Regions from separate parts of the Homo sapiens genome. Here region 2 is linked to region 1. Evidence: read pairs that join two places in POLR2A ChIA-PET (ENCODE). Cell type or tissue: MCF 10A. All regions are shown on one strand. Each heading gives the region's core, and the rest is flanking DNA. Links, peaks and the distances in the headings are about the cores only.

Region 1 (7,523 bases), core at 2,771-5,270:
CCCAGACTGCTCTTGAACTGAGCTTAAGCAGTCCACCTGCCTTGGCCTCCCAAAATGCTGGGATTATAGGCATGAGCCACTGTGCCCGGGCCCAAAGGAATTTTTAAAAAGCAGCCTCTAGTTATAAGTCCAAACATTTGTAGAGCTCTTGGTAGCTTTCCAAGCCGTCCTTCATCTGTTGCCTTGTTGGAACCGAATGAGTGGCCCAGTGCCAGCCAGGGCTCCTTACCCCCCACTCCCTGGCTACCACATGGTTCCTTGGTGCAGGGAGGTTGCTGTGCATTGATTCCTCCTAAAGAATGTCTCATGCTTTGTCCACTATGCCCTGACATTTGGTGATGGTGGCTTGCAGGAACTCCGACTCAACTGGGCAGCCCCCTGGGTTAATGTGTTTTGAATTCAATGCCAGTTTCATAGTTCATGTCATAGTTCTCTATCATTACAATTATGCCAGGTCCAAGTGTGTTGTCTGACACGGCTCTTGGCACTCTTTTTGCTGTGAGGCCATTGCAGGCACTCTGGGTCACACAGACCCAGTGTGTATGAGTGCCTGGCTTGGGGCCATCTCCCAGCAGCTTGGTCCAGGCTCAGCAGCCAGGCCAGGCAGCTAGCAACCCCTGTGAGGGGGCAGGCACAGCTGGACTCTGCCTGGCACCACTCGCGGAATGCACAGCATTCATCAGCTGTGGCCAGCTCAGGATTTTTATTCCATCAGAGCAGAATAACCAGGTTCATGATCCCCCCCATGCTAAGGAGAGCAAGGGCTTTGTTATCGGGGAATGGGGAGCTCTGGGTGGTACCAGTTTCCAGAAGTTTCTCCACCAGCAAGAGAAGGGGGCAGAGCAAAGTGTGTAGGCTTGGACTTCCTTGGACCCTGGTCTGAGTCCTGACTGCCACATACCAGCTGAGCCAAGTTGCGTAGTTTTCAGTGCCTCACCTTTCTCTAAAATGGGGTTAGCGCCTGCCTCAGAATTGTTCTGTGCACCAAATTATGTAAAGTTCTTAGCAAATCACCTGGCAGTAGTGTGTGATAAGGGGAGGAGGGCCTTACTAAAACACTTGGGTAGAGTGTGTGATAAGGGGAGGGAGGCCATTGTTACCTGGCCATGACCTTGGCCTCCAGAGCCGTAGAGCTATAGATGACTGAGGCAGGTCATGTGTGGAACAGCCCGGCTACTTCCTGGTGGAGCTGGGACTGGAAACCTCCAGACTCCCCCCTGGGGCTCTCTTAACTGCTCCAAGGACCAAAGAGAAGGCCTGTTTAGACAGTGTGGAGGCCCATTCACAGAGGCCAGGGCACTTGTCTAGAGCAGCCAGCCACGGAGGAGCTGGGCCCCACGCACAGTGTCGGCAGCAGGCATGAGGGGAGAATTGGAGAGATTGGGAGGTTGCAGAGGACAGGACTTGGATGTGGCAGCTGAGTGGATGTGGAGGCTGTAGGGAAGTGAGATGCCCAGTTCTCAGGCTGTCTGAGATGGGGGTTGGTGGCTGGAGCAGGTTTGGGACTGGAGGAGGTAAGTGCAAGTGGGTAAGGAACAGGAGTTTGAGGAGCCTGTGGGACGTCCAGGTGGAGGTGCCCAGGGCCTAACAATTTGGGCAGAGGCAATGAACAGCTGGGGCTGGAACCCTGGTCTCCAGGCCCCTAGGCTAGAGCTGGTTCCTCCTCAGACAAGTCCCTGGTGGGCTTGGCACACTTATTCTTTTTTTTTTTTTTTTTTTTTTGAGATGGAGTTTTGTCCCTGTTGCGCAGGCTGGAGTGCAATATCATGATCTCAGCTCACTGCAACGTCCACCTCCCAGGTTCAAGCGATTCTCCTGCCTCAGCCTCCTGAGTAGCTGGGATTACAGGTGCCTGCCACCATGCCTGGCTAATTTTTGTATTTTTAGTAGAGACGGGGTTTTGCCATGTTGGCCAGGCTGGTCTTGAACTCCTGATCTCAGGTGATCTGCCTGCCTTGGCCTCCTGAAGTGCTGGGATTACAGGTGTGAGCCACTGCGCCCAGCCTGGGCTTGGCACACTTCTTTCCACACAGTCCCCCTCTCTGCATCCTTCTCCTACACTGGATTGTGAGTCCAAGTTGGGGGCGTGGGGTGCTTTTCCTCCTATGATCGCCTTGACCATAGGTGGCTCCGGATGGCTTCATCTTCTAAATGAGGCAGTGGGACTAGCCGCTGTCTGGGGGCTGCAGCCCTGCATTCTAGAATTCTGGGTGACATCCTAAGGATCTAAATGGATCTAATAGGAGGAAAGAGGCAGCACTTGGGAGCAATGACCCTTTCGGTAAAGCGATTCTGTTGAATGAATGGTGAATGCAAGAGGAAGTAAGTGAATAAGGATTGAATGCAACAATATCAGTATAGGAATAAGGCTGGAGTGTGCCTTAAATCCTGTCTGGAATGTAGCGGCACAGATGAATTGATGAATGGATGTACTCTCCAGCCCAGCCTTTAGCCAGGGAAAGCCGTGGTGCCCACGCTGGCTCTTGCTAACAGTGGCCTCCCGTCCCCACCCCCAGCCTGCCCTGCAGACTGGATATAGGCTGGAGTGGCTGTGGCCCGGGTCAGGAACTGGCCTCCAATGTGGGGGAAGGGCATCAAGAAGAAGCTGAGAGGGAGGCAAGGGAAAGGTCCAAAGCCTGATCAGCAAGTTCCTGAGATTTTCCCGAAGGAGAGGGCTAGGGGAAGCAGCAACTTGTCTTGGTTCCTGTGGCTCCACATTCCTGTCAAGCCTGCAGCTGAAAGACCTGGCTTTTCTTTCTTTCTGGCCCCACCCTGCCCCTATCCAGCCACTTGATTAAGATCAAGTTATCTCCTTCACGCCCTGACTCCCACCCCTACTTTCTTACCTGGGGCCAGTGGATCCTGAGAGGGTGGACTTCACTCTCTAGTCATGGTTGGGAAGTGGAAGGGAGTCTAGGTTCAAACCCTGACGCTGCCCCTTGAAACTGGAAAATTCCAGGCACTTGGCTTAACTTCTCTGAGCCTCTGCTTTGTCATAGTCAAATGAGGAGAGTAATTCTCCCCTATCTAGGTCTTTCTAAGTGTCAACATAGGCCTGGCACAGTGGCTCATGCCTGTAATCCCAACACCTTGGGAGGCTGAGGTGGGAGGATTGCTTAGGCCTAGGAGTTTGAGACCAGCCTGGACAAGATAACGAGACCCTGTCTCTACAAAAATAAAAATAAAAAAATGAGGGCTGGGCGCAATGGCTCACACCTGTAATCCCAGCACTTTGGGAGGCCGAGGTGGGCAGATCACGAGGTCAGGAGATCAAGACCATCCTGGCTAACACAGTGAAACCCCGTCTCTACTAAAAATACAAAAAAATTAGCCAGGCATGGTGGCAGGCGCCTGTAGTCCCAGCTACTAGGGAGGCTGAGGCAGGAGAATGGCGTGAACCTGGGAGGCAGAGCTTACAGTGAGCCGAGATGGCGCCACTGCACTCCAGCCTGGGCAACAGAGCGAGACTCTGTCCTAAAAAAATAAATTAATTAAATTAAATTAAAAAATTAGCCAGGCGTGGTGGTGCATGCCTATAGTCCTTGCCACTTGGGAATCTAAGTCGGGAGGATTGCTTGAGCCGAGTTCAAAGTTACAGTGAGCTATGATCACACCACTGTACTCCAGCCTGAGCGACAGAGCAAGACCCTGTCCCTAAACAATACATAAATCCGAGCATAGTGAACTCGGGTATGATATAGGTGTTTGGGATGACTCATATCCATCCCGGGTGTATTGTATCACCTGGGGATAAGTTGTGCCCTGTCTAACCCCTGCTCTATTTAGAGGAAAGAGCAGCTCACTCCCAGAATTTCAACACAAGCCTCACTTTCTGTTTCTAACAGGAAGAGCTGCCTGGCTCACAACACCATATACATATGACCTCAGGTAGCTGGGAGACAAACAGGCCTCTTCCGGTGTCTGACAGCCCCTTCCTTGCCACTCAGGCCTCAGAGGAGAGGCTACCTTCCTGTGTCAGGAAGGCTCAGAAACTGTTTCCCACTCTGCCTGCCTTTGCCTGCAGAGCAGGCCAGATTGATACTGAGGGGGTAGTAGGGAGGGCTCTAGCTCCCCCACCCCAAATAATCTGGCACCCCCTAAACCTACAGCCAAATCATAAGCAGTGGGCTTAACCTACAGCCAAATCATAAACAATGGGCTTGCTATGCAGACCAAATTCTAAGTCAAGTAAAATAAAAGTCAGGACTCAGCCTAGCTGTTTGTTGTTGTCATTGTTGTTGTTGTTTTGCCCAGGCTGGAGTGAAGTGGTGCAATCTCGGCTCACTGCAACCTCTGTTCCCTAGATTCAAGCAATTCAGCCTCCCGAATAGCTAGCTAGGATTATAGGCTCTAGTCTCCTTCCCTTTCTTCCTGCCAAATTTCTGCCCCTGAGCTCCTCCTATAGAGTGACAGGAGCCCAACTATTAGGGCCTTGAATACTACATTAGCACCCAAACATCAATCCTGCTGGCCTGCTGGAAAAATCCCAGCACCAATAATAATTGAAGTTGAAGGGGAGATGGGAAGTTCCTAGACAGCAAAGGCTGGAGGCCTTGGGAGCTTTCTGTCCTGAAATGGCCTTTGGTATCGTGGATCAAGGCCTCAGTGCAGCCAGGGTCTGCAGAGGCTGTGGAGCTGGGGCTCCCAGCGGGGTTCTTGCTCACCAAACTCACAGGAAGATAACGAATGAATTTACAGTGAAAACCAGGCATGCAGTGGTAAACTGGACACAATGCCTGCCTCCATACACCAGAAGAAAGTTCTTTGTAAAGTCAGAAAGAGCTAGGCTGAGGCCAGAGCTAGGCTCACGCCTGTAATCCCAGCACTTTGGGAGGCTGAGGTGGGTGAATCACCGGAGGTCAGGAGTTCTAGGCCAGCCTGGCCGACATGGCGAAACCCCATCTCTACTAAAAATACAAAAATTAGCGACGTGGTGGTAGGCGCCTATAATCCCAGCTAGCTACTCAGGAGGCTGAATCGCTTGAATCCAGGGGGCGGAGGTTGCAGTGAGCAGAGATCACACCACTTCACTCCAGCCTGGGCAACAAAAAAAAAAAAAAAAAAAATAGCTAGGCTGAGTCCTGACTGCACTTTTTGTTGTTGTTGTTGTTGTTAGCTATGTTCATATTATATTCATTTTATTTTACTTTTATTTTTATTTTTCAAGTGTGACTGCAAGTTTTGACAGCTGTGTGGCTTTGAACATGCTTGTTGAACCCTCAGAGCCTTGTCCTCATCAGTAAATGGGGATAATGAGATAGCTCCTAGCTCACAGAATTGTGAGGATTCAATATGGTAATGTACCTTAACAACAAAAACAACACACAAACACACACATGATGTCTAGAGTGTGGTTAGTGCTCATAAAGTTACATAACTGTATCATTAATGATGTCACAATCCAATGAAGAGAGACAGGTATGCACAAATACATGCCATACAATGTGAGCAACAGTTCAAATGCCACCTCCTACATGTAGCCCTCTGGGCTGTCTCTCAGTCCCTGGCAGGAGGTGACAGGCTCCTTCTGGAAGCCCTATAGCATTCGGCCCCTCTCTCCATCACATCCCTACCCTTGTCTTTCTGTGACTGTTCGTTGTGATTGTTTATAGAGCTTCTTCCACACTGGTCTGCCAGTAGTAGACATGTGGAAATTCCTCTGTAAATTAGCAAGCACATCCCCTCTAGGTCCCCTCTAAGGGTGGGATTCTGTGAGAAGATCTGAAGTTGTGGCTTCTGTCTGGGCCCATCACAGAAGGCTTCAGGGAGGGGATGATGTCTGAGCTAGGTCATAAAGCCTGTGGACAATTTGGAACAGCAGCAGTAGCCATTTCAAGAGCAGTCAAAAGGGGAGAGAGCCTGGCAGGCTGAGACCTCAGCAAGCAGCCAGAAGCATAGAGAGTGTGGGGCAGCTGGATGGGGGGCCCTGCTCCCCTCCTAAGAGTCTCTACAACCTGGAGCAAACACCTCTGCTCTCTGGGCTCCAGTCTCTCCTCTCAGTGTACTGAGAGGGCTTTGCTAGATAAGGGTCCCTGCCAGTTTGGATATTTCAGTGGCTTCTTTGACCTGCCCCCTCGTGGAGCCCCAGACAAGTGTGAGGGTTTCCCAGCTCAGACAGCACCCGCCCAGTGAGAGCCAGCACATGTCCTCTCTGTTCTGGAGGGTTTAGTTGGAGGATAGTTCAGTTTTGGGGTAGGGAGGCAAGACCACTTGCCCAGTCCCAGGTGTATTTTCCAGAATGTGTATCTGCCAGGGCAGGATGGTCTATGAACAAAGGCTTGGAATAGCTGTCTGTCCTCAGGCATAGCTGGGATTCCAGAAGACCCAGGCCTCACCCAGGCGGGCAGGGGCGGGGCTCAGGGTACCGTCCTGGCATGTTCTAGGCATGCCTCTGGCCCAGCAAGGAGGGAACACGGTGAAGCAACTGCCACTCCAGCGACCAGCGCCTTCCACTGCCCCAGGCCCCAGCTCCAGAGGTCCCACAATGCTTCCATTGTCCACTGCTCTGCCCGGCTGCCCCCCAGGGAGCAGCTCAGAGCCAAGAACCTGGGCAGGGCCCTGATTCCTGGGGCACAGACTGGGTAGAAGAGAGAAGAGCAGAGTGGTCAGATTCACAGAAAACAGCCATGGAACTTGGAGAATTCCACCCTAAGAATCCTAGAATCGGCTGGGCAGGGTGGCTTATGCCTATAATCCCAATATTTTGGGAAGCCAAGGCATGTGGATCATGAGGTCAGGAGTTCAAGACCAGCCTGGCCAACATGGTGAAACCCCGTCTCTACTAAAAATACAAAAATTAGCCAGACGTAGTGACGAGTGCCTGTAATCCCAGCTACTTAGGAGGCTGAGGCAGGAGAATCACTTGAACCCAGGAGGTGGAGGTTGCAGTGAGCTGAGATATGCCATTGCACTCTAGCCTGGGTAACAGAGTGAGACTCTGTCTCAGAAAAACAAAAAACAAAAAACCCCACAATGTATTGTCATTAACAATAGTCACCATAGGCAGGGTGCCGTGGCTCACGCCTGTAATCCCAGCACTTTGGGAGGCCAAGGCAGGTGGATCACGATGTTAGGAGATCGAGATCATCCTGGCTAACATGGTGAAACCCCGCCTCTACTAAAAATACAAAAAAATTAGCCGGGCAAGGTGGTGTGCGCCTGTATTCCCAGCTGCTGGGGAGGTTGAGGCAGGAGAATGGCATGAACCCGGGAGGCAGAGCTTGCAGTGAGCCGAGTTCGCACCACTGCACTACAGCCTGGGCGACAAAGCAAGACTCCATCTCAAACAAACAAACAAACAAACAATAGTCACCACATTGTACAATAGATCCTTTGAACTTATTCCTCCTATCTAACTGAAATTTTGCACCCTTTGACCAACATCTCCCCAACCACTCCCCCTACCCACCAGCCCCTGGTAACTACCATTCTACTAGCTATTTCTTTCTTTTCTTTTCTTTTTTTTTTTTTGAGACAGGGTCTTAATCCATCACCCAGGCTTGAGTGCAGTGGTGCAATCACAG
Region 2 (11,650 bases), core at 829-3,328, 85 kb before region 1:
CAAAGCTGCCTTCTGCCCAGGAAATAGGCATAGAACCCTTGGTGCTGTTGCACTCATTTGTAAAACAGAGGTCCCAGGTAATCCCTTCTCTCCCTCAGGGGAAGCTTAGAGCCGGTCAAAAGATGGGAAATTAGGAGACCCAAGTTCTCATCCTGTTTTTGCCTTTCCCAGGCTGTGTGAACTTTCCCCTCTGGCTGTTTGCTCCTAAGGTCAGCTGTGTTCACTCTGGGCTTTAGAATTCGGGGACTGGTATCTCAGGCACCTACCTTTGGGGGTGTGATTCTGGCAGCAAAGTAAACTGTGGAGTTCCAGGACTGCAGCAGGCGTCTGATCCAGCCCTCTTCTTTAACCCTCAAGGAAACCAAGGGGTCAGATAAGGAGTCAGTGGTGGTCTTCAGGCACAGGAGAAGCCTGTGAGGAAGGGCTGAGTTCCTCCTTGGGTAGAATGTGATTCAAAGCCAGAGTTTAGGCTGGGCACAGTGGCTTGTGCCTGAAATCGTAGCACTTTGGGAGGCCAAGGCAGGAGGATTGCTTGAGGCTAGGAGTTCGAGACCAGCACGGACAACATAATGAGACCCCATCTCTACAAAAAATAAAAAAATTTAATCGGGCATGGTGGCACGCACCTGTAGTCCCAGCTACTCAGGAGGTTAAGTGGGAGGATTGCTTGAGCCTGGGAGGTTGGGGCTACAGTGAACCATGATTGCACCACTGTACTCCAACCTGGGCGACAGAGCTAGACCCTGTCTCAAAAAAAAAAAAGTTTAAACTTCTTGCTCTTCAAGATGTGTAGCACTGACGCTCCTTCTGTAGCTGTTGAATTTGGTGCCTCCTCAATGGTGACTCCAGGTCTGTTTCCTTTCTGGACCATTTCCCCAGGGCCTGGCACTGTCATCTTTCCAGGCCTGCCCTTGCCCCACCTGAGCTGCTGTATCCATCTCCTCTCCTTCACCTCAGGAATCCTTAACTTCTGTGCCAACAACTACCTGGGCCTGAGCAGCCACCCTGAGGTGATCCAGGCAGGTCTGCAGGCTCTGGAGGAGTTTGGAGCTGGCCTCAGCTCTGTCCGCTTTATCTGTGGAACCCAGGTACACAGTGAGTGGTGGGGGGTTGTGGGGACTGACCCCAGCTGCCTGCTTCCCACAGTCAGCAAGGCTGGTTTAGCCAGCTCAGCTCAGCCACAGCCCTGGGCCTACTGTTGGCCTCAGAGCTGTGCAGCAGAAAGGCTGAGTGCAGGCCTCTGTTTTGCTGAAAAGCTTTGGCCAAGGAACTTTATATATATATTTTTTCTTTTTGAGACAGAGTCTTGCTCTGTCACCCAGGCTGGAGTGCAGTGGCACAATCTTGGCTCCCTGTAACCTTCGCCTACCAGACTCAAGGGATTCTCCATGCCTCAGCCTCCTGAGTAGCTGCGATTACAGGCATGCTACCACACCCAGCTAATTTTTTTTTTTTTTTTTTTTTTGAGATGGAGTCTCGCTCTGTCGCTGAGGCTGGAGTGCGGTGGCATGATCTTGGCTACTGCAAGCTGCGCCTCCCAGGTTCACGCCATTCTCCTGCCTCAACCTCCCGAGTAGCTGGGACTACAGGCGCCTACCACCACTCCCGGCTAATTTTTTGTATTTTTAGTAGAGACGGGGTTTCACTGTGTTAGCCAGGATGGTCTCGATCTCCTGACCTCGTGATCCACCCACCTTGGCCTCCCAAAGTGCTGGGATTACAGGCGTGAGCCACCGCACTCGGCCTAATTTTTATATGTTTAGTAGAGATGGGGTTTCACCATGTTGGCCAGGCTGGTCTTGAACTCCTGGCCTCAAGTGATCTCCTCCACCTTGGCCTTCCAAAGTGGAAACTGCCTTTTTGAGCATTCATTTTCCCACCTGCAAAACAGAGTCCCTCACACCTGACCTTCTATAAGAAAAGAGGAGTAGGCGGCAGGAACTGAGACTAAGGGCTCTGGGGCTGTTCTGACGGGAGCACAGTTGCCAGTGCTGCCCTTTAGTGTCCCTGTTCCTGTGGGCAAGTATCTTAACTTTTCTCTGTCTCAATTACTTCATAGGGAAAATGAAGATAATAGCACTTAATAGGATCATTACAAATTAAAGACTTAATACATGTAATGCTTAGAATAGGCCGGGCGCAGTGGCTCATGCCTGTAATCCCAGCACTTTGGGAGGCTGATGCAGGCGGATCACCTGAGGTCAGGAGTTCAAGACCAGCCTGGCCAACATGGCGAAACCCTTTCTCTACAAAAATATAAAAATTAGCTGGCATGATGGTGGGTGCCTGTAATCGCAGCCACTTGGGAGGCTGAGGCAGGAGAATCGCTTGAACCTAGGAGGTGGAGGTTGCAGTGAGCTGAGATCACGCCACTGCACTCCAGCCTGAGCAACAGAGTGAGACTCTGTCTCAAAAAAAAAAAAAAAAAAAAAAAGCATAGAACAGCCTGGCACATAGTACTGCTCAATGAATGTTGGCTATTATTTATTTTCCAAATGTTACAAAATAAATTTATATAAGTATGAAACTTAAATAGTACTTATTATGTGCCAGGAATTCTTTTAAGAAAATTACAACTATTGGCCAGGCGTGGTGGCTTATGCCTGTAATCCAGGCACTTTGGGAGGCCGAGGTGGGTGGATTACTGAGTTCAAGACCAGCCTGGCCAACATGGTGAAACCCTGTCTGTGCTAAAAATACAAAAATTAGCTGGCCGGGCTCGCTTGAACCCATGAGGCAGGGGTTGCAGTGAGCCACGACGGTGCGACCACACTCCAGCCTGGGTGACAGAGGGAAACTCTGTCTCAAAAAAAAAAAAAAAAGAACATTACAAGTATTAACTCATTAATCCTAAGTGATAGTTGCTATTCTTATTCCCGCTATTGAGATGAGGACACTGAGATCCAGAGAGGTTAAGTGACTTGCCCAGAGGCACACAGCCTGTTGTGGGATTTGAACCCTGGCTCAAGAGTCCATGCTGGCTGGGCATGGTAGTTCACACCTGTAATCCCAATACTTTTGGAGCCCAAAGCAGAAGGATCACTTGATGCCTGGAGTTTGAGACCAGCCTGGGCAACATAGCAAGACCCTCTCTCTAAAAAAAAAAAAATGTTTTTAATTAGCTGGGTGTGGTGGTGCGCACCTGTAGTCCCAGCTACTAGGGAGGGGAGGCTGAGTTGGGAGGATCACTTGAGCCCAGGAGTTCAAGGCTACAGTAAGCTATGGTCTCACTACTGCACTCCAGCCTGAGTGACAGAGAATCCCTGTCTCATTTGCCAAAAAAAAGAAAGAGTCTGTGCTCCTGACTACTTGTGATTATCATTAACTGCCCTCTCAGAAAGGTGAGAGTGAAATGAATGTCAGAGGCAGAACTCCTGACTCGCATCCAGTCACTTCCCAGCAAAGCCCTCACCCAGACCCAACAGTTTTCAAATTTACAAATTAGAGGCCCAGGTGAACCCAGAATTACCTCTGTGATCTTTTTCTTCACCATTAGGCGACCAAAAAAGACACTCAGTATGGTGTTAGGAAGACACATCTTTCTTCTCCACGAGTGCCCGTAATTCCACCATTAGACTGCCACTGTAAAACCAAAGTCTGCCCAGGGAGGGAACCTAACAGGTCCCCAGTTCCTCAGTGGGAACTGTCTGTCAGATTCCTGGCAGCTCTGGGATAGCCCATGTGTGGCAGAAAGTAAGGAGACTGAGGCTGCAGGCTTTCTGGGTTGGGTCTCTGTGGTCCTCCAAGCCTCTGTCCCCTCGAACTTGTCCCACATGACCCCACAGGCATCAACACGTGTCTCACTCATTTTCTTCAGAGCATCCACAAGAATCTAGAAGCAAAAATAGCCCGCTTCCACCAGCGGGAGGATGCCATCCTCTATCCCAGCTGTTATGACGCCAACGCCGGCCTCTTTGAGGTGTGTGGAAGCTGTCCTGCGGGTGAGGGTTGGTGGGGCCTGTTAGGCTGAGGAAGGCTTGGGTGTGGGCAGTCGGGAGAACCTAGCAGGATTCAGTGCCATGCCTAGAGGCTCCAGAGCCCGCTTCTGGAGGTCAAGGTTGGGCCAGGTAGGTGCTCCAGGAGGAATCCTGGGGCTTGCAGGGAGCCTGAGTTCCAGAGCCTTTGGGGGATAAGCTACATCAGCTGGAAGGCTGGGGGAGGCGGGGGCCTGGTACTCACCAAATATATTCTCACCTCCTCTTACTAGAGCAGGGCGCTGGTCCAGCCCGGCACTGAGACACGGGGGCCCCAGAGAGAAGCACAGAACACCTTGCCTCTCTACCCAGAGGAGCGCCCTGGCTGGCAGTACAGTTTTTTGATTTGCTGGAGTCCCGGTCAAGGGAGAAGCCCAGGGTGGTTAAATGATGGCTCTACGCTCACTGCCTCCCTCCAGGCCCTGCTGACCCCAGAGGACGCAGTCCTGTCGGACGAGCTGAACCATGCCTCCATCATCGACGGCATCCGGCTGTGCAAGGCCCACAAGTACCGCTATCGCCACCTGGACATGGCCGACCTAGAAGCCAAGCTGCAGGAGGCCCAGGTGGGGCGACGCCTGGGTCCACCCTCAGCCTCCGCCTGGGGAAGGAAGTGAGGCTTAGAGAGGCCAACTCCTCACTCACAGAGATAGCCTGAAAGTTTGAAACAGCAGAGATTTGTCCAAGATGTGAACCCAGATCCCTCACACCCAGAGCATTATTCTTTTTTTTTTTTCCCTGAGACAGAGTTTCACTCTGTCGCCAAGGCTGGAGTATAGTGGTGTGATCTCGGCTCACTGCAACCTCCACCTCCTGGGTTCAAGTGATTCTCCTGCCTCAGCCTCCCAAGTAGCTGGGATTACAGGCATCCGCCACCCCACCTGGCTAATTTTTGTATTTTTAGTAAAGACGGGGTTTCATCATGTTGTCCAGGCTGGTCTCGAACTCCTGACCTCAGTTGATTTCACCCACCTAGGCCTCCCAAAGTGCTGGGATTATAGACGTGAGCCACTGTGCCTGGCACCAGAGCATTATTCCATTGTGCCATGGTGCCTTGAGGTTTTTCCCTGTGTATGTGTGACAGTCTCACTCTGTTGCCCAGGCTGTATTGCAATGGTGCAGTCATAGCTCACTGCAGCCTCAATCTTCTGGACTCGAGCGATCCTCCCACCTCAGTCTCCTGAGTAGCTGGGACTACCGGTGCCCACCACACCCAGTTTTTTATTTATTTGTTTTTTAGATGGAATTTCACTCTTTTTGCCCAGGCTGGAGTGCAATGGCGTGATCTCAGCTCACTGAAACCTCTGCCTCCCAGGTTCAATTGATTCTCCTGCCTCAGCCTCTGGAGTAGCTGGGATTACAGGCACACACCACCGTGCTCAGCTAATTTTCTATTTTTAGTAGAGATGGGGTTTAGCCATGTTGGCCAGGCTGGTTTCGAACTCCTGACCTCAGGTGATCTACCTGTCTCAGCCTCCCAAAGTGTTGGGATTACAGGCATGAGCCACCGCACCCAGCCTGTTTGTTTGTTTTTGAGACAGGGTCTCACTATAATGCTCAGGCTAGTCTTGAACTCCTGGGCTCCCAAAGTTACAGGCATGAGCCACCATACCCAGCCAGTTTTTAAAATTTTTAGTAGAGACAGGGTCTCACTATGTTGCCCAGGTGGGTCTCGAACCCGTAAGCTCCCAAAGTCCTGGGATTACAGGTGTGAGCCACTGTGCCCGGCCTGCCTTGAGTATTAGCAAGCACCTTCTGTGTGGCAGGCCCTTGCTAGGCATAAGGATAGAATGTACATGTTGGTGAGACCTGGTCCCAGCCTAGCCTGCCCTCTGGGACCTTACACAGGAGACTGAGATGTGAGCCCATTCTCACTGTCCAGAGCTCAGGGTGGAGATGGGTGACGCTGAGAGGCACAGATGAGGGAGAGGATGTTCCAGCCCCCAAGATGGTGGTACCTCTGTGCCCACCTCTGTGCTGGGCACTGGGCAGGATGAGCTCTCAGAGCTCCAAGCAGCACAAGAGACGGGTGGTTTGGCCCAACTTGACACCACCCACCATCTGCTCATGTCTTTCCTGCAGAAGCATCGGCTGCGCCTGGTGGCCACTGATGGGGCCTTTTCCATGGATGGCGACATCGCACCCCTGCAGGAGATCTGCTGCCTCGCCTCTAGATATGGTGCCCTGGTCTTCATGGATGAATGCCATGCCACTGGCTTCCTGGGGCCCACAGGACGGTGGGACCATGTGGCACCTGAGGCCTGGGGTGGGGCTTCTGAGGGTGGCTGGGAAACGAGGAGGCCAGTCCCCAGCATGATCCATAATCCCTGGGCTCTCAGGAGGCCAGTGACAGCAGCGGTGGCTTCCCTTGCAGGGGCACAGATGAGCTGCTGGGTGTGATGGACCAGGTCACCATCATCAACTCCACCCTGGGGAAGGCCCTGGGTGGAGCATCAGGTACCTGCAAGGTTGTGTCCCTGGGGTCCCCTTGTCCTTTTGAAGGGCCCTGGAGGGGCTCAGGGAAGTGGGGAGGGCAGCATGGACTGTACTTTCAGGAGGGGGTTGGGTAGGCTCTGGCCCCTGACCAACCCCTCCCCCCACCTCTTCCCTTCTTCTCAGGGGGCTACACGACAGGGCCTGGGCCCCTGGTGTCCCTGCTGCGGCAGCGCGCCCGGCCATACCTCTTCTCCAACAGTCTGCCACCTGCTGTCGTTGGCTGCGCCTCCAAGGCCCTAGATCTGCTGATGGGGAGTAACACCATTGTCCAGTCTATGGCTGCCAAGACCCAGAGGTGCGACTCCCAGCAGGGCAGGCTCGGGGGCGGAGAGACGTGGTGAGAGCCAGCCTCATGTGTCTGCCCAGGCCCACAGACAGCTCTGTGCCCACCGGGTCTGCTTCTGCCTGTTCCCCTCCCTTCTCTCTGTCCCTGCCTCTCCCCTCTAGCTTCTGTGTCTCCTTCTTATCCCTCCTGTCTTTCCACCTCCCTTGTTGTTCTCCCTGCCCCCTGCCTGGCTCCCCTCTGCCTCTTAGAGCTTGTAACTGTCTTTGTTGATCCTTCTTGCAGACTTGGGCATAGACCTCGGGCCTGGTCCCTGCAAGGAGCGGGTGTGAATGCTCCACGGCCCCTTAGCTACCTGTGACACCTTGTGCCCACAGGTTCCGTAGTAAGATGGAAGCTGCTGGCTTCACTATCTCGGGAGCCAGTCACCCCATCTGCCCTGTGATGCTGGGTGATGCCCGGCTGGCCTCTCGCATGGCGGATGACATGCTGAAGAGAGGTAAGGGTGCTGAGACAAGGGAACTGGTGGTGGGTCCTGAGAGAAGAGAAAGGGAAACCCCTAGACTGTGACCCAGCCCCGTACCCAGCCACGCTGCGGCCTCTTAGGCCAGCTGTCTGTCTAAGCTTGAACACCCCAAGCCATGAGGCAGTCCCGAATCTGAGACCTGGGGCAGTTCCCTTGCCCTCTGTGTTCTGCCCCCAAGCCTGTTGGTTCTGGCACGCCCTTGCTTTCTACCCTCCCAGGCATCTTTGTCATCGGGTTCAGCTACCCCGTGGTCCCCAAGGGCAAGGCCCGGATCCGGGTACAGATCTCAGCAGTGCATAGCGAGGAAGACATTGACCGCTGCGTGGAGGCCTTCGTGGAAGTGGGGCGACTGCACGGGGCACTGCCCTGAGCTCTGGGTAAGGACGAGAAGAGCCAAGGTCCGCCTACTGCCACAGGGTCAAAGGAGGTTTTCGATCAGCCCAGACCAGAGGCTCTGAGCCCTGAACCAAAGTCCCAGAGCTGGGCTGGGACGTGACCTGTGCTGAGGGCTGTGAGAATGTGAAACAACAGTGTGAAAATTGGCTGTGACACTCTGGTCTGCTTTATTGTCTCTGGGCAGGCCCAGTCCTGTGGCCGGTTGAAGAATCAGGCAGGAGCCAGGGCTCTGAGGGGAGGCGCCTGAGGACTGCAGATCTCCACTGACCTCTTTCCCTAGATTAAGATGGGACCCAGTGGCCGGGCACGGTGGCTCAGGCCTGTAATCCCAGCACTTTGGGAGGCCAAGGTAGGCGGATCACCTGAGGTCGGGAGTTTGAGACCAGCCTGACCAACATGGAGAAACCCCGTCTCTACTAAAAATACGAAATTAGCCAGGCGTGGTGGCGTATGCCTGTAATCCCAGCTGCTCAGGAGGCTGAGGCAGGAGAATCGCTTGAACCCGGGAGGTGGAGGTTGCGGTGAGCCGAGATCATGCCATTGCACTCCAGCCTGAGCAACAAGAGCAGAAGTCTGTCTCAAAAAAAAAAAAAAAAAAAAGCTGGCACCCAGGCCTTTGGGAGATAGGCCCAGTCCACCGTTTGTCTCGGGTAGTTTCTGTGCTGCTGTGGAGGGCTGCTGAGAACTAGCCCCACAGGCCTTTTACCCTGCCACTGCCCGCTACTCTGCAGCCCCTGAGTCTAGTCTTAGAGTCTAGCTTCTTCCTTCTCCCCACTGGAAGATGTCCTGTAGCTGCCCAGATAGGAGGAGGCTGGGTGTCCATGTTTGGAAGGAGAGGCAGAGGATTCAGGCCCAAAAGAAAAGAATGAGGATCACCCCTGGGGAAGCTCCAGACAGTCTGGAACCCTGTGTTCGCGCCCACTCTCTCCCTGCCTTACTCTGGCTTTCGGCAAGCTCCAGTCCCTGTGTGTGCCTCAGTCCTCCTGCCACTATGCCTTGAGGTCTGAGGTCCTTCCATCTCGCTCATTCCAAGGCCTACGATGATCAGCCACCAGGGGGTGCTGCGAGCACGGGCCGCGGCCGCCGGCTCGCCCCGCCCCTCCAGACTGGGGGCCTTGGGCCGCGGCTGTTCAGGCTGCCCAGCAGTCAAGGCCAGGAGAGGCGATTTGCTGCTGCCAAGGCCCCATCCTCCCTTGTGCCCCACAACGGCTCGCCGCTTTCCTGTTGGAGGGGCCTGCGGGAGGAGGGCGGTCTCTCCCTGGCGACCTTGTGGACCCCTTGTGGGGTGGGGAGTGGGGTCCCCGCAGCTCCACCCTCAGCGTGGTGTGACCTTGGGAAGCTCTTAGTTTGCTTGGGACAGAGGACGAAAAGGCCCTTTATCATTAACGACATGAAACTAGCCCTACGTCTCTCTCTGACGTCCTGCACCTCCAGCCCACCCATTTGCCTGTTATCTTGGGATGAACAATGTAATATGAGCTGGGCTCTGGCCCAGCCCTGCAGGATCTGAAAGCTGGGATTCAGGGAATCCCAGCCTGCGATCCGGAGGACCTTGCTGCTGGGGTCCAGGAGCTGGGGGAGGGGGGGTGTGGGGGGTCGGTGTGAGGGTGGAAGGCAGCCTGGCTGGGGTAGCTGTGGCCACATTAGCGGCAGGAACATTTGCAGCCCACCACCACCGGCTAGGGCACGTGGCACCAGGCGCGCTGCTGCAGGGGATGTGCACAAGGGCTCAACCAGTAATGTCGAGCCAGCAGCTGGATGAGCATGGTCTGCTCTAGCCAGCAGCTCATGTTAAGCGCCACGGGCAGCTGCGGGGTGACGTGTGGCAGTCGGTGTGCTGCACCCGGCGGGGCCAGAACAGAGGGCCCAGGTCCACCCAGACCGACGTGAGGCGGCACGAGGCGAGATCCAGACAGCGGCGCAGAAAGTGCGTCGCCGCCCCTGTGGCTCCCAGGAGCCGCCGCTGGCGTTGCCCTGCTGCGCTGGCAGCGCCGCGACCCCCTGGGCTAGCCGATCGCGGTAGGGCTCCACGCCGTTGGCCAACCCGCGGCTCAGCGTGTCCTGCTGCACCAGCCCGGGTCCGCCGCCGCGCTTCTTCCGCAGTCATCCAGAAGGTGTCTGTAGGAGGCGCAGCAGCCGCTCTGGGTGCACGTGTTTCGGCTTGGGCGCCTACCGGTAGTCGCCGGCCGCCCACGACAAGCTGTAGGGCCACGCGGGGCGGGAGGGCCGGCCGTGGACCAGCTGCAAGTCTGCGTTCTGCAGAATCAGAGGCTCTGAGGACCGCCCCAAGGGCGCAATGTCCTTGTTCTCTGCGTCGCGCACGGGGTTCAGGGCCGCGGGCTACCAGAAGCGGCAGTAGGAGTGGATGGAGGTGGCACCGGGCGCACCCAAGGTCTAGGCTCACGGCCGCGCTCTTTATGGCCGCCTGTTCCTTCCTCCTTCCCTCCACCTCCGCTCTCATATCAGCTTAGCCTTGCCGCTGCTGGGAGCTCATCGCCCTAGGCCAAGAAGGACCTTGTGGGCAGGGGGCTCCCAAGGGCCAGGAGTGCGAAGTCATGAATCTCAGATGCTTTCCAGCCCGTTCCAGGGTTCAGGCATGCACATTCGTCCAGGCTTCTGGGAGTCTAAGGGTGCGTTACTTTCACGCAGTGGTTGCAGGTCTGTCAAAGTTTCTAAAATCCCACCAAGCTGAGTCTCGCCATTCAGGGATCATAAGAGTCTACAATTCCTTTGCGCAATTCAATTCTGAATTCAATTCAGAATTAATTCAATTCTGGCCGGGCGCGGTGGCTCATGCCTGTAATCCCAGCACTTTGGGAGGCCGAGGCGGGCGGATCACGAGGTCAGGAGATCGAGACCATCCTGGCTAAAACGGTGAAACCCCGTCTCTACTAAAAATACAAAAACAAAACATTAGCCGGGTGTGGTGGGCGCCTGTAGTCCCAACTACTCGGGAGGCTGAGGTGGGAGAATGGCGTGAACCTGGGAGGCGGAGCTTGCACTTGCAGTGAGCTGAGATCGCACCACTGTACTCCAGCCTGGGCAACAGAGCGAGACTGTCTCAAAAATATATATATATATTAATTCAATTCTGAAGCTTCTGAATTCAGGTTTGGCAAGTCTAGATTAGATTCCTAATAGTTTCAATTCCGTGAGACTCTGCTTCCAAAAATTGAGGAATTTCTGCATCTAAAGAAGGTGACATCAGGCTCTATAGAGGCACCTCTGAGCCCTCGTGAAAACCCCGGGGCCTTTGAGGAGCTGGTTCTTTTCTTTTCTTTTTTTTTTTTTTTGAGTCTTGCTCTGTTGCCCAGGCTGGAGTGCAGTGGCACAGTCTCCGCTCACTGCAACCTCCGCCTCCCGGGCTCAAGCCATTCTCCTGCCTCGGTCTCCCAAGTAGCTGGGATTACAGGTGTGCACCACCATACCTGGCTAATTTTTAGTAGAGATGGGTTTCACCATGTTGGCCAGGCTGGTCTTGAACTCCTGACCTCAAGTGATCCAACTGCCTTGGCCTCCCAAAGTGCTAGGATTACAGACATGAGCCACCACGCCTGGCCTTAAGGAGCTAGTTCTGAGCATCTACCCCAGCTCCTCCGGCCTGGGATGCGAGTCCTGGCTCCATCAGCGCCCCTCACACTGTTTTCTCTCCCCTTACGCACTTCCCCTTGATGCTCCCCAACCCCAGCCCCAGCTTCTAAAAACACTACACTCAGCCCCTCCACCTCTCCCCTCCCTTCCTTAACTCACTGCAGACTGCCTTTTGCCCTCAAAACACCTGTCCAGTTTACCAGCAGCCTCCTCATTGCTGAATCCAGTGTACCTTGCTCCCCAGGTGCTAGCCTCCCTAACCCTCTGGAGGCATTTGGCCATGTGGCCCCTCCTCCACACAGTTCAGGACAGAACTCCATGACCAAATCACACAGCCGTTCACCAAGACCTATTCTCCTCTTTGGCTCTTGCCTAGACGAGAGG

Evidence for each region. Peaks named below come from ENCODE experiments on the same cell type or tissue, not always from the same donor. Only the 100,000 strongest peaks of a DNase experiment are listed, where the experiment ranks them.
Region 2: POLR2A ChIA-PET joins it to region 1 with 5 read pairs; 17 of 35 experiments call an interaction of 5 or more read pairs at or near these places.

What each region holds. Positions count from the first base shown.
Region 1 is chr22:37,892,565-37,900,087 of GRCh38, forward strand. No RefSeq gene overlaps it. Among named protein-coding and RNA genes, the nearest start is that of MICALL1, 10 kb to the right of the region's middle. RefSeq lists enhancers at 2,033-2,677, 6,199-6,965. In MCF 10A, for the core only: no CTCF peak of the experiment used is centred there; a DNase peak (open chromatin) is centred at 3,807.
Region 2 is chr22:37,809,070-37,820,719 of GRCh38, forward strand. It overlaps GCAT (glycine C-acetyltransferase), which reads left to right. Exons shown (of 9, transcript NM_014291.4): 2 at 958-1,088; 3 at 3,818-3,919; 4 at 4,394-4,540; 5 at 6,057-6,211; 6 at 6,349-6,431; 7 at 6,594-6,765; 8 at 7,131-7,252; 9 at 7,498-7,828. The coding sequence ends at 7,649. Among named protein-coding and RNA genes, the nearest start is that of GCAT, 7.0 kb to the left of the region's middle. RefSeq lists a silencer at 8,635-8,854 and an enhancer at 10,023-10,574. In MCF 10A, for the core only: no CTCF peak of the experiment used is centred there; no DNase peak of the experiment used is centred there.